Linked DNA regions of Homo sapiens: region 2 is linked to region 1. A link is an interaction called in ENCODE POLR2A ChIA-PET data of the cell type or tissue named here. Cell type or tissue: PC-9. All regions are shown on one strand. Each heading gives the region's core, and the rest is flanking DNA. Links, peaks and the distances in the headings are about the cores only.

What was found. Peaks named below come from ENCODE experiments on the same cell type or tissue, not always from the same donor. Only the 100,000 strongest peaks of a DNase experiment are listed, where the experiment ranks them.
Region 2: POLR2A ChIA-PET joins it to region 1 with 7 read pairs; 1 of 35 experiments calls an interaction of 5 or more read pairs at or near these places.

Annotation. Positions count from the first base shown.
Region 1 is chr5:102,822,036-102,829,453 of GRCh38, forward strand. The region is part of intron 1 of PAM (peptidylglycine alpha-amidating monooxygenase); the gene reads left to right. Among named protein-coding and RNA genes, the nearest start is that of PAM, 70 kb to the left of the region's middle. In PC-9, for the core only: no CTCF peak of the experiment used is centred there; a DNase peak (open chromatin) is centred at 4,816; H3K27ac peaks cover 1,071 bases.
Region 2 is chr5:102,624,714-102,632,131 of GRCh38, forward strand. All of the region lies in intron 1 of LINC00491 (long intergenic non-protein coding RNA 491), which reads right to left. Among named protein-coding and RNA genes, the nearest start is that of LINC00491, 43 kb to the right of the region's middle. In PC-9, for the core only: no CTCF peak of the experiment used is centred there; DNase peaks (open chromatin) are centred at 2,818 and 4,318; H3K27ac peaks cover 321 bases.

The sequences.
Region 1 (7,418 bases), core at 2,350-6,349:
ATCAGTGATGGTAGTTGTAGTGGTGATGGGTTAAATCCAGAGATAAAGGTCTTCAAAGAGAAAATTGTCAGGCACAGCTCCTACCAACATGCAGATAAAAACCAAATAATAACGATTATGGCCGGCCCCCTGAGCACTTTCATTTTGCATCATTTATTGTTGTACATTTGTATGATTATCATCTACTTTACACATTTTTATTTGACAATAATTTGTATTCATTTGCTCATTCATCTATTTATTTTCCAACCTGCCTATTCTAATTTAGAGTCACAGGTGGCCAAAGCCTATCCTGGCAGCTCAGGGTGCAAGGCAGGAACCCACCCTGGACAGAATGCCATCCCACCGACGAGCACATACACGCATTCACTCATGCTAATTCCAAGCGGGACCATTTAGCCAAACCAGTTTACCTAACATGCACAGCTTTGGAATGTGAGAGGAAACCAGAGTACCCAAGAAAACTCACATAGACATGAGGAGTGCCCTAGACACAGACAGTGCCCTAGCCAGGAATCGATTTTTTTTTTCTCCTCATCAACCTTATAATGAAATGAAGTTGAAGGAAACATTATTTGAGGACCTGCTATACTCTGGTGTTATTAAAACAGACCCAGTTCCCAGAACTGCCCTAAGTGTGAAGAGTTAATGCCTCCCCAGGATTAAACCCAAGGAAGGGGCAGCAGGGAAGACTGAGAAGATACCCTTAGAAAGAGCAATTAAACCAAATGCAGGAAAGAGCAGTGAGAAGGGAAATTACCATTGGAGATCCTGGGTGAGGAAGCCAACTTTGTAGAGCAGAGTCACCTGCCCTGGCACACACTCACCTTGACCCATACACAGACTCCTGCTACACATGTGCCCACCTGGATTCCTCCCCACTCATCCCAGTCCATGGCCCTCCCCCACCCTCTATGGCCAGTCTAAAGGACTGATGTGCAACCAAGAAACAAAGTAAGGACAAGCACTCCTTTAGTGGAAAATAAGTTTTATTTCGTTTTTTTCCCCCAGTTGAAAAAGATTTCTGAGAAGCTGAGCTAGGTATTGAGTGGGATGTGGAAAAGTGAATCTCTGACCTTCAACCATGATAGCAGAAAGTGCATTGGACTGAGGGAGCCTGAATCCCCTTGTCTTAGTCTCAGGCTTTAGCTAACACTTCAGAATTAGGTTCCTGATGTTTGTATATTTTGTCACCAAAGCTGAGAGTTTGAATACTGTCAAAAGTTGTTACAGAATAGAGTAAAATCACAATGTTTACTTAGCAACACTGAGTTGAAATAGAGTCATAAGTTGCTATAAAAATCTTGCTAAATTTCAGGGAAGAACTTTTAAAAAAATAAGTAAAAATTAATGGTAAACCCCTACTTTAAAAAAAAAATCAAAGCCTAAAAGTTTTTTCTCCTTAAAGTATTTCAAATATGTGACCATCACATATAACTTTGGTGTGGGAAATAATTAGACATGAAAGACTGAATAACTGGGTGATTCAGACTTTCCTACATCTGTGACTTGATTCCTGAAAGGAGCGCTGGAACAGATGTCAAACTATAATCAGAGTGAGCAATTAAAACCAAGTAATCTTAGAACCTACTTAACTAAGAATGAGAGTTATGGACCTTCTTTTATTCCATGGGCATTTTCTTCTAAGAGTGAGCATTAAGAAAGAAACTGAAATATGACCCAGAATTAAGCTCTAAAGTCCAGTAGTCCTGAGTTTATGTACTGTAAACACTTGTAATCTATGCTCATAAGTGAACTTTTAATAGTCCTGTTCTCATGTTCACTTCATAGAGCAGAGTCTGAACTTGTTATATGCAGGTCACAGAAAGGGAACTAACTGTATCTCAAATAGACCCTGACCATGAAAAAGATACTAGTTCTGCCCCCTTCTTCGTTTAGGAGAAAAATACTCAAAGTTTCATTATGTAATCTTTTCTTTGTATGTTTATTAAACATTAATTCAGCTTATTTATTGTTGTTTTAAAGAGCACCAGAAATGGAAACATGTAAGATGACATTTGGTTTATTGAAGCCCTACAAAACTAGCGGATGGTTTAGGGAAGCAGCATTAAAGATGCTATTGATCCTTAATTCAAGACCATACTTAATGCTGCATCTGGAAGAAGAGCTATTGCAAGAAAAAGGCTGTTGAGTTCGAGACTATGTTATTCATAAATATTTAAGAAAATATGAGGCAAGTGTTCATGAGCATAGTATACGGAACCAAATTCCGTGGCGAGGAGGGTTCTGCGAACATTTCTAAATCTGTAGTATTTATTCATATCACATTTCAATAAACCTATGAAGAATACAATTTTATGAAATCAGCCAAAACTTTATAGCTACATTGTTTTATCTTAGTCATTCTATGTACAAATGGAAGGTGTAATATGTGATAGTCACTGGGATAGTCATTTTGTATTTAAACTTCCTTATACCAAATACAGAATCTCCAAGTTTTTGTCTTTAAATATTTTCCCAACACTTACACTATATTTGATAGTGATTAAAAAGCTGAGTATAATTAATTGGTACCATGTATAACTGTGATAGCTGCATCTGGTTACTTTTCCTGTTACTCACATTACTCTGTTTTGCTATAACCACTCTATTTGTGAAAGTTTTTATGCTGCCTGCTCAATACATGCTAAATGTTGCTTTTAGTGAGAAAAATGAGATTTCAAAGCAATATCAAATACAGGTGACAGTGTTTCCTAATTAGTTTTATGGACGTAGAAACAAATCACTTAAAAAATTCACAAGCTCTGGAAATGCAAATTTTCTAAAATAAGGACTCACTCTAAATAAAATTTTATATATTATAAACCACATAGTTAGCATATTATTGCCAGATCTAAAAACCTATATGTAGTTCCTAAATTAGGCTTTAGAGACCCTGCAAGATTTTGAAATGGTCAGGAAGTGGGAAATAACCCACCACTGACACAGACATTGATGACAGACTTGTGCTGGCTTCCTAAGATCCAAGAAACTGAATAGCTAATGCGAAAGCACCTTTCTTACCTGAGCACTAATGTTATGGTACCTTTGTAGGCTCCTGACCTGTAACATTTCAGCCTCTTTTGTAACTTAACAGAAAAAGAAACAATCTAATTTAAGTCATTTTCAAATATACAAATTAAATGGCTAATATTTTTATTTTAAAAATCAAACATTTTCTTTCAGAGCTTCAAAGAAAACTTGGATAATGGATCTCTCTAGATCCATCCAGGTGGTTTTAGATTCTGTAATACCTTTACTTCAACATCGCTGGCTTTCAATCTAAAACTAAAAAATTTATCTTTGGGTGAGAAATTAAATATTGTCCAAATCAAATATATTCTTAATAGCCCAGGAGAATAAACTCAGAAAAGAATCAAAGATAATCTTAGAGGGAACCCGGTTGCTTACTGTGTGCGTATGTATAAGATCAAATATCAAATGCCAGATTTTAATGTCAACATGCGATGCTGGGAAGAACATTTAATATAGAGTCATGAGAAACGGGCCTGGAGTTCAAGCTCCAGGAGTATGGGTTGTGTGAACTTGGCCAAGTCATGGAACCTCTTTGATCCTCAGTTTCAATACAGAGAATAAGAGTAATGAAAATACTACTTCAATCCTGTACAACATAGTGAGATTCTATCCGTACAAAAATGAAAAACAGCCAGGTTTGGTGGCATGTGCCTCTAGTCTAGCTACTTGGGAGGCTGAGACAGAAGGATTGCTTGAGCCCGGAAGTTAAAGGCTACAAGTGAGCTATGATTGTACCACTGCACTCCAGCCTGGGCAACAGATCAATACCCCATCTCTAAAAAAGAAAAAGAAAATAATACTGCTTTCTAGAGTTAGAGTATTATGAGAAATAAATGAGATTGTTCATGAAACTGACTTGTGCTGTGTAAAACCTGGGTTTTATTTCTAACTCTACAATTTCCCGGCTTTGGATAAATTACTTAACAAAATAAAGCCTTGTTTTTCACAACTTTAAAATGAGGATAATAAGAATACAGTGTTTGCAAACTGATTGTTAACAAAGTATGAGCTCAAATCTTAGTTACTATTACTTGCTATTTTTACTAAATCTCTAAAAATGTACTTAATGTCATCTAGAGATTTAAAATGTTATAATAAAATTTTATTTTTTTAACTTACTTAAAAACTTACTTCCGTATTTATTTTTACTTGAAAATTTGTTACTCCATATACTTTCTTACAAATAACTTTTAATCTATGTATTTATGTGGAATGAGACATTTTCTCCCTAAACAGATAGTTTCTGCTCTGTATGTAATTTTTGAGCTTTATGATTCAAGGGACTTGAGTAGAAATGGATATCCAGGGTCCTTTCATTGTTTATAATTTGCTATCGCTAATAACAATTTAAATATAATTTGTTTTGTTGGTGGATTTGGTATAAAACAACCGAGGAGCTTGTATGACTTTGTAGACATACGGTAGATTTTTTTAAATTTTGAGAGGAAAAAACATTCGAGGGCACTAAGAGCTGCTGGTGCCCTATCTAGAGGACGTATTTGAGATGCACCAGAGATCCCCTACCTCTTAAAATCCATTTAGAGAGTCAGCTGCAAACCTTTCCTTGGGTAATGGGATTAGCACTCTGTTGTAACTGCAATCCTTAAGGATACAAATTTGTTTCTGAATGTTGTAGCTAGTAATCTTATGCTCCTTGACAGGTCTTACAGTGTAACTGCCACTCTTGGAATGGAAAATGCAGACCTCAGACCTCTCTCTGTCTGCTAGGTTAGGAAGTTCAAAGACTTTAACAGGAAGTATTCAGTCTTGAGGAAGTAAAAATTAGCTGCTCCCCACCTTTATTTTTCAATGATATTATTGAAGGAATGTGATGAGTCACCTAAATTTAGCATACATATAGATGCTTTTATAAGAGAATTTTTCCTTGTAGTACCCTTAATTTTTAGTACTTTTAAAGAAAAGAATGCTAAGAAATATTTTCTGTCTAAGTATATTTGTTGATATTTAAAAACCTTCTGAACCAGTTAGTTTGTTTGGAATTCAGTATTAAAGGAATAAAAGTCAAGAACTGTTTGTGGTTCTTCTCTTTGCTATCCTCTTTCTATGAGACAGCTCTTATTTCCCTGGATGGACAATATGCATTGAGCATTCTTAATCCAGAAATCTGAAATCTTCCAAAATGTTAAACTTTTTGAGTACTGACAGCTCAAAGGAGGAGCATTTCTGATTTCAGATTTTCAGATTAGTGATGGCCAACTAAATATAATGGAACATATTCCAAAATCCAAAAAAAAATCCAAAACCTGAAACCCTTCTGGTCCCAAACATTTTCTTGATAAAGGATATTCAACCCATGTAGGTATGCTGAGCCACTATGATCCTAGGAAAATAAAATAACATTTTAGTATTTTTTTTATACACCTTCCTGATACATTCTAATATTTTCTTCTGTTTTTAATTTTATCCTCATAATACAAATGATTATTGAATATTGTTAAAATATTCTTACTTTAAGAAAATGTCTATAAATTTGAAATATTCCAAGTCTGTTTTCATGAGGCGTGATTTTTTATAGCTAGGATTCCAGTGGAATGTAAAATAAAAATTACAATATCTTTTGAAGCTCACTATGATTTTTTTTTTTTTTTTTTTTTTTTTTTTTTTTGAGACGGAGTCTCGCTCTGTCGCCCAGGCCGGACTGCGGACTGCAGTGGCGCAATCTCGGCTCACTGCAAGCTCCGCTTCCCGGGTTCACGCCATTCTCCTGCCTCAGCCTCCCGAGTAGCTGGGACTACAGGCGCCCGCCACTACGCCCGGCTAATTTTTTGTATTTTTAGTAGAGACGGGGTTTCACCTTGTTAGCCAGGATGGTGAAGCTCACTATGATTTTAGCATTAAAAACCACTCTTGGACTTCATTGAGTAATTTACATAAAAACAAATATTAATGTAGTATAAAGCTGATATTTATTTTAATTTTTCCTTTTGAAACTATTCTCAATTCTTTCTTAAATGTTCTATTCATGGCCATGCACGGTGGCTGATACCTATAATCTCAGCACTTTAGGAGGCCGAGGCCAGCAGATTGCTTCAGCTCTGGAGTTCAAGACGAGCCTGGGCAACATGGCGAGACCCTCTGTCTACTACAAATACAAAAGAAAAAAAAATAGCCAAGCGTGGTGGTGTGCATCTGTGGTCCCAGCTTCTCAGGAGGCTGAGGTGGGAGGATTGATTGAGCCTAGAAGGCGGAGGTTGCAATGAGCCCAAGATCTTGCCACTGCACTCCAGCCTAGGTGACAGAGCAAGACTCTGTCTCAAAAAAAAAAAAAGTTATATTCATATCCTATTCTTCTTGGATATACTATATTGACTATACATTTACTTCATCTTGATGGCTTCTGGTCCTATGAATACTGGCTGTGTCTGTGCTATAGGGACCATGTGGTGTGCTCTAGGGAACACTAGCTGCTGCATCAGAGCCCTTAACTGCTATCTGTGCTCTGATTGGCCTAGTGTAGGTTACTTACCCTCTCTTGCTTCTCTAATCTATAAAATGGGGCTAATAATACACATCTAGGGCAGTAGCGAGGGTTACATGAAGTTGCATTGCATCTAACAGTCTCTGGCATATAGAAGGTGCCCAATAAAGTTTAGTTTCATGGTTCATGGCAGATAGAAATGTAAATGTCAGTGTGGGAGATTTAGGATTAGAGCTAATGTAGCTGTGGCCTTGGTAAGAGTTGGTTGTTGGCTTGTTTACTTTTTATTTTACAAAACAAATGAAACTATGTAATCTCCAAAGTAGTAGAATACAGCTCTCAGCCTAGGCTGAAAATATATATGACTTAATCAATTGCATTTGCATATAAGAAATTCCTACCTCAGGGTTTTTTTTTTTTTTTTTTTGAGACAGAGTCTTGCTATATTGCCTAGGCTGGTCTCAAATTCTTGCACTCCAGCAATCCTCATCTCAGCTTCCCGAGAAGCTGGGACTGCAATCATAGGGTTATTTTAAAGACTTAAAGATATATAACAATTCAAAGAGTTTAGCACTTGCTAAACACTCAGTAAATGGTCATTAATATAAAGATGCAGCCCTCTCAGTAAATGATTATTAACATAAAGATGCAACTGTTGGGATACAGGTTGTGTACTCTAAATTTTGACCGAAAGTCATACGTACAAAATGTATTCTCGGTACACCAACGTTAAATGGTTATAATTAACAAAGTTGCTAAATTTTGAAAATATGTTCATATAAACAGCTACCTTTTTTTGGATATTTAGTATATAGTCGTTAAATAAGAAAGCTGAAAGTGAGCAACTGGGAGGTTTTTTTTTTTTTTTTTTTTTTTTTTGAGATGGAGTCTTGCTCTGTCACCCAGGCAGGAGTGCAGTGTCGCGATCTCGGTTCACTGCAAG
Region 2 (7,418 bases), core at 1,822-5,821, 200 kb before region 1:
CGTGCACACACTTTTCAGGACAGGCCATTTTCCTGTTGTTTAGTCTGCTAAAGTGTAACATCAGTCTTGATCTGGTTCATCTTGAGATATTGATTAAAATTGGTACCGTACATTATGTCTCTGATATATGTCCCTGAATAAGGTTAACTTCATTCAAAATAGAGAGATTTCCTTTTTGTATTCATCTTATAACTCTCAAATTAGATTCTTGAATCAAATTTCATTTTTACAAACCCTTGTTTGAAAGAAAAACGGGAGGTAGGGAAGACTAGAAAGAATTATTTTCCTCTCCATAAGTGGGTCCCCTATACTAAAGATTTTCCTAACACACAAGAATTGAGTCTATGAAAGATCTCAAGCATCTAAGGGATATTTATTCAGTTTGTTGACTATTTTTAACAGTTTATAAGGATGCTTGAATATTCCACTTTCTTATCTCAATTTTGCTACTTCACAAAGACAAGAATCAAAAAGAAAGAAAACACTACTGGTCTCCAAAATATACAGTGTCCTTGGCATATAGACTATGAAGACAAAAATCAATGAGAATGTCCACATTTCAAATATATTTTAGAGTTGGAAAATCAAACTGTTTTAATATATGAAATCCAATATTGCTTCTCCACTCTGAAATTATAGGACATCAATTATGTTGAAAACATGTTCATCATCAGAATAAATTACTCATGATGTTTCAGAAGAAGAAAAATTTTCTATTAGGAAAAAAAAACATGGCTCAAAAATCTTTGTTCATGTTATGTAAGTTTTCATTTGTTTCTTTTCAAGTGGTTTGAAAATAAAGAAGCTGCTAAAATCCAGTGGGTAGAGAACTATAAACAAGACACTAATTTTGTATTTTTAAAACTGTGTGTTCATGTAATCTAAATGGAACAGTTTGTTCTATTAAAACCATCCTTCAGTTTGCAAGAGCCCTCTTTAGGTATTTATAGGCCTTCAGATAGGCTCCAACTGTTATAGTTTACAATGACTTTTCACACATTCCTGTTTAACTTATCAGCAACAACATTTATGGATGTGTTACATGGCATAAGAAATTATTTTTATTTAATTTGTATCTCTTAAAAATCATTCAGTGTCCATGTAGAGTAAATAATACACATCTGTTTAACATTACTAATTAAGCATTACAGTCTAACATATATATAGCCTCCCTTTACCCAGTCAAATTTTTAAAAATATATTCAACAACCATCATGAGCAAGGCACTGTAAAAAAAATATAGTCTCATAGAACAGATAAGACTCTCCCAATATGGACCATGCAAACGATGCTGAGAGGAGATAGTAAAAATGCTTTTTACCTGAGTGGGTTACGAAAAACTTTTTGGAAGAGGTACATTTGTTCTAAAGCTTGAATTTGCAGAGTTTACGAGCTTATACAGATGGGAAAGGAAGGACTTTCCAAGAAGTAGAGCCAATATAAACACAGACACAAAGAGAGGATGTGTATGCTCTTCCAAAGATCCTAAAAAGACCTGTTGGTGGATTGAAGCTCTATCCAAGAAAATTTCAAATCCCAGTCTAAAGAATGTGGAATTTGTTATTTAGGCAAGATGATTTTGGAGCAATGAAATGGCAAGGGGTGAGGTGTTCAGTAAAATCCACATGGCAAAAAAAAAAACTGTAGATGGACTGGAGTGGCAAGCCATGAATTGAAGACACAGTATAAAAGGTTTAGTCCAAGTGAGGCTGAAAGGTCTGGACTAGGGCAATAGCAGGATAGCTATGACAAAGAGAGTTTAGAAATATTGCAGAGGGCTGCGCACAGTGGCTCATGCCTATAATCCCAGGACTTCGGGAGGCTGAGGTGGGAGGATCACTTGAGCCCAAGTGGTTGAGGCTGTGGTGAGCTATGATTGCATGCCACGTTATTGCCCTCCAGCCTGGGGAAGAGAGCAAGACCTGGTTGGAAAGAAGGAAGGAAAAGAAATATTGCAGAGGTAGAATGAAGATAATTTGGTAAAGGCCAGTTTGAGGTCCCCATATTTAATGGTTAGGATACTTGATATGTTAAAGAATATGACTATATCAGAGTAGATACTACTAAATCATACTGCATTTTGGAATTGCAGAGCAAATAGTAATGTCTTCATTTTGTGCTAGCTACCGTGATCTTCCTTTTGATTCTTCATGCCCACTCCTCTGCTAACTAAATCGGCAAAAAATGAACTAAGTAGGCAATTGTTAAAGCTTAATAAAATGCAATAAGCAAAATAATCCCTTTAAGTGGTACTTAGTCTCTATAAGATAAAAATGTTATTTTTCTTAGATAGTCTCACCTTCCCCCTTCTTTGCTCTGCAAGTGGTGAATGGGTATATGAGCGAAGAGCTATGGGGACCTTCTTATATGACCTTGTGGTGCTGAGGAACTATAAGGTCCTTATGCTATCTTTTCATCTTCTGGCCTTTGGGCGATGCCCTTGGCTATCTCATTCCTTGGGGTCCTATGGACCTCCAGGACAGAAGCACAGGAACTTTGAAGTTTTTTTTAACTTTTTGATATTCTTGGTTCAAGTAATGCTCCTAGTGATGGCTCCTGGCTATTCTGAGTGCACCTAAACTTCTCCCATAGGTCTATAGGAGGTCTGCCTTTAACACCACTCAGCCCCAGCTCAGGCTGTCCACTCAGCAGCCCTTGCTGAGAAGCCACCTTTCCCCACTGCACAAAACCCCTCTGGAAAGCTTTCAAATTAGACTCTTTTCTACACCACAAGGAAAGCAAGAATAGGCTGGAAAAACTAACCAACAGGATCTGAGTGATGAATCATGCTGGAGACATTCAAATTTATTTGACTGTTAATGTAATCTAGATCAGTATAGGGCAGTTTGTTAGATGATATAGGAAACATGAGTCATCTGCTATCACTGTAGTATCCTCACTAATATACCTGTCCCTCTCTAGACCAATTCCAAATAAGTGAAAATCTGAGCAGACATCTAAATGTCTCTGCTCCTAGACCTTTTCTCTCTTACTCTTCTCATAGCATTTCAAGGTCAGGAAGAGGCAGCTTTTCATTTATATCTTTTTAATCATAGTCTCCTTCCAGGTTCCATCTGAGCCCCATGATAGGCAAAGGCTGAGACCTCCAGTTTGATTGTTAATATAGCTTATTGACAACATGGTACAAGACATTCTGTTGCTAATGTGGCAACTGAGGGAACCAAAAAAATTTAGAAAATCCTTCCTTAAGACAATAGCCTGGCTTGTAAGAATACTAACTTGCTGTACAATCCTATGTTGCATACCAAAAGCTTAATATTACCTAAATATCTTAATTTCCCAGAGGCAGGGATGCCTCAGGTAAACTAGTTGAAAGACCCCCTATGAGGAAAAATACTGGAAAAGCACATTAATATCTTTCAAAATATTATCCATTTTATAAATGGATCTATGCAATTAGCATTACGTAGTATTTCCAAAATGAATAATTATGGAGACTTCAAAAATGTTCACAATGAATACAATATATGTTACATGAAAGTGGATGCTCCTTTAAGACTAATCAACATTTATGTCTATTCAATACAAAAATTGAATAAGCACAGTGATGCTGTATCTAAGACTAGGTGTGAGAGCAGGAATACAGGGCTTGGTATTTCAGTCAACAGGTTAATGAATTTAGTAAATTTCAATAGTCAATGAATTGGTTGACTCTCTGATATACAAACTGAAGTTACTAAAGCACAAAAAAAAGGTTAGAAAAAGAAACATATAACTTATGTTGATAACACTTGCCTCTGTACCAGTTACTGGTCTTAGATGTAGCCATCAACCAATGACAAATGAGAAACTTGTGGACAACACACCTCAGCTTCCCTAACTCTGAGGTGCACCATCTACACGGCTGCTCAGTTTTCATGAAAATGACTGCCAATTTAGCCACAGTGGTGACTTGCTTGATCACAAACTCTTTTCTGACTTCCTCTTCTTCACTGTCTAACTCGCCCACACCCTTGCTGCTGTTTCCTGGGATGACCTGGAATAAGCCACTTACTCTTGCATCTGTGTCTCACAAAATGTTTCACAGGGAAACAAAATAAAGGCCAGAGCTCTTGACCATGGCTTGCCTTCTTTGTCTGCCTGAGAGGAATCTCTGAAGCCTGGGAGCCCAAATCATACAGAAATTCATGTCTGAAGTATTCTCATGTCTCCTTTTTAATCCTTCAGTTAAAACCAGAATGACAAATTTTCCGTTAATAAAACAGAGTGGGTGTTTTTCCCCTGAGGACTCCCTCTTCCAGTAGTGCAGCTGGCACAAAGATGTCTCAAGCCTCTTTGAGAAGGTCAGTGAGCTCTGACTCAGCCCTGTCCTCCCAGATTTATACTTGGAGCTAGCAGGTTTTTCAGCCCAAACCTGTTTTTATATAGAATAAAAAATTCAACTAAGTAACTAAAAATCTTCACTGTCTATGAATCAAAGGATTTTAAAAGTACCAAGTTCCCAGGAGTCATTAATCCAAACTTCATATTGTCTTCATATTTCTACAAAAAGTAGTATTATCCAGTCTCTTTTTAATCAATAAAACACAAACACTCTCTCAAAATGTTTGTTTGAGCGTTCATCTAAACTGGAAGTCACAGCTCAAACTATGGAACTATGAAGACCTGGTTTCAAATCCTAGCTACAATTCTTGCTGGCAATGACACCAAGCATATTACTTAACCCCTTAGGCCTTCATTTCTTCTTCCCCAAGTTAGAAATAATAAAATACTTAAATTTTACAGTGGCCATTAAGAACAAATGAAATGATTTGTAAAGTCTAATACATAGTAAATGTTTGTGTTAATTTCTTTTTAAAACATCTGGTAATCTTCCTTCTTTCAATGAACATTTATTGAGCATCTGTTTGTTGCTAGACCCTATGATAAATAAAATACAATCTTTCTCCTACCTCCAAGAGCTTATGGTCTATTGGGGAGACAAATATGTGTTTTAAATTTAATAATTAAAATGTATATAATATATTATCTTATGCTCAATATATAATTGCACAAATATGTATTAAAGTGAATAATTATAATAAAAAAATTTTAATACAACAACAGTAAAAGTGCTATCTAAAATTTCTAGGCCACAGTAGTATTCAGATACTTGTGTCTACTTATCCTATATATAGCGGATTACATTTTATAACTTTGTAAATCTTAAGAACCATTCTCTTGCCATTACCAGAGTGTTAATGTTTGGATGGTTGATACTGAAGAAAGTAAGAATGAAAGTGCTGTTCAAGCCCTGGGTCATGGTAAATGTGAGGAGAAAATCGTGTCCATGTAAGGCTTTGTAGTGGTCTAAGAGATATGAATTGCTGTTCACCTTATCATGTCACTTCACTAAAATTACCATCAGTGTCATAAACTGATATCAATTAGCTAAGTGCTTAGGGGTCTGGGAAGTTTAAGATTCTCCTGACAAAAATACCTAGTAACATGTTTTGTTGATCACTGTAGCAAAAAGCTCACCCTGCTTCCTGTCCTACACATTTCTAGCATGTTTTATTCTTGTCTAAGAGAGCATTTTGTGTATGTCTGTCATGTCCTTGACCCAGCTTACCCCAAACCTGTTAATTTCCATAGCTGATGTTCACATACCATTCCTTACATGGGGAGCACACAGCACACACACACACCCTCCCAGACCTTCTCTCACACCCACAGGGATGAGCAGGGTGCCATTGGCCCGTATCATTCACAAGAGGATGAGTCTGTTGATAAAGTGACGCAAGCTCCACCTGCAGATTTGGTGAGGTGTCTAATTAAGGCAAGCAGAGACATAGCTGACACTCATAACTCAACCATAAAGCATTTATCACCTTAATACCTAGGTCTCAGACCTGATTTTTAAACTATTTGTTCCTGATACATCACCAACTTTCTTACAGGAATGATAAAAAGATGTCTCTCCACACGTGGAAGGCCAATCAAGCCTTTATCCAAACCTTGTCCTCTCATCCATGTAAAAGCAAGCTCTTAACTTTATAAGAACCATTTGCCTACAAGACATGCATTTCTTGTAATTATTCTTACTTCTGGAACATTTTCAACCTCCTTAATCTTAACTCTTCAGATATCAGATATATCTTTTGTAAGGTCAAACATAACTTTATTTCTGCTATTTAATAAGCATTATATTTTCTTTTATAAAAAAAGATCAATTCTGCAATTAAACATCAAGCTGACCACTTTTTTTTAATTCTAGAAAAAGCTTTTTTTTTCCATAGGTTATTGGGGTACAGGTGGTGTTTGGTCGCATGAGTAAGTTCTTTAGTGGTGATCTGTGAGATTTTGGTGCGCCCATCACCTGAGCAGTATACACTGCACTCTATTTTATCCCTTGTTTCCCTTCCACCCTTCCCAGAAGTCCCCAAAGTCAATTGTATCTTTCGCAAGCCTTTGAGCGTCTTCATAACTTAGCTCCCACATATCAGTGAGAACATATGATGTTTGATTTTCCATTCCTGAGTTACTTCATTTAGAATAATAGTCTGCAGTCTTATCCAGGTCACTGTAAATGCCACTAATTCATTCCTTTTTATGGCTGAGTAGTATTCCATCATATCTATAACTATATCTATATAGATAAAGATATCACAGTTTCTTTATCCACTCATTGATTAATAGGCATTTGGGTTGGCTCCACAATTTTTCCATTGTGAATTGTGCTGCTATAAACATGCATGTGCAAGTATCTTTTGTGTACAATGACTTCTTTTCCTCTGGGTAGATACCCAGTAGTGGGATTGCTGGATCAAATGGTAGATCTACTTTTAGTTATTTAAGGAATCTCCACACTGTTTTCCACAGTGGTTGTACTAGTTTACATTCCAACCAGCAGTGTAGAAGTGTTCCCTGATCACTACATTCATGCCAACATCTACTATTTTTTGATTTTTTTGATCATGGTCATTCTTGCAGGTATAAAGTGGTATTGTATTGCAGTTTTGATTTGCATTTCCCTGATCATTAGAGATGTTGAGCATTTTTTCATGTTTATTGGCCTATTGGTCATTTGTATATCTTCTTTTGAGAAATGTCTATTCATGTCCTTAGCCCACTTTTTGATAGGATTGTTTGTTTTTTTTTCTTGCTCATTAAATAACCTTCTCCTGAATGATCATTGGGTCAAAAATGAAATCAAGATGGAAATTAAAAAATTATTTGAACTGAATGACAATAGTGACACAACCTATCAAAACCTCTGGGATACATCAAAAGGCGGTGCTAAGAGGAAAGTTCATAGCCCTAAATGCCTACATCAAAAAGACTGAAAGGGCACAAACTGACAATCTAAGATCACACCTCCAGGAACTAGAACAAACCAAACTCAAACCCAGCAGAAGAAAGGAAATAACCAAGATCAGAGCAGAACTAAATGAAATTGAAACAAAAAAATACAAAAG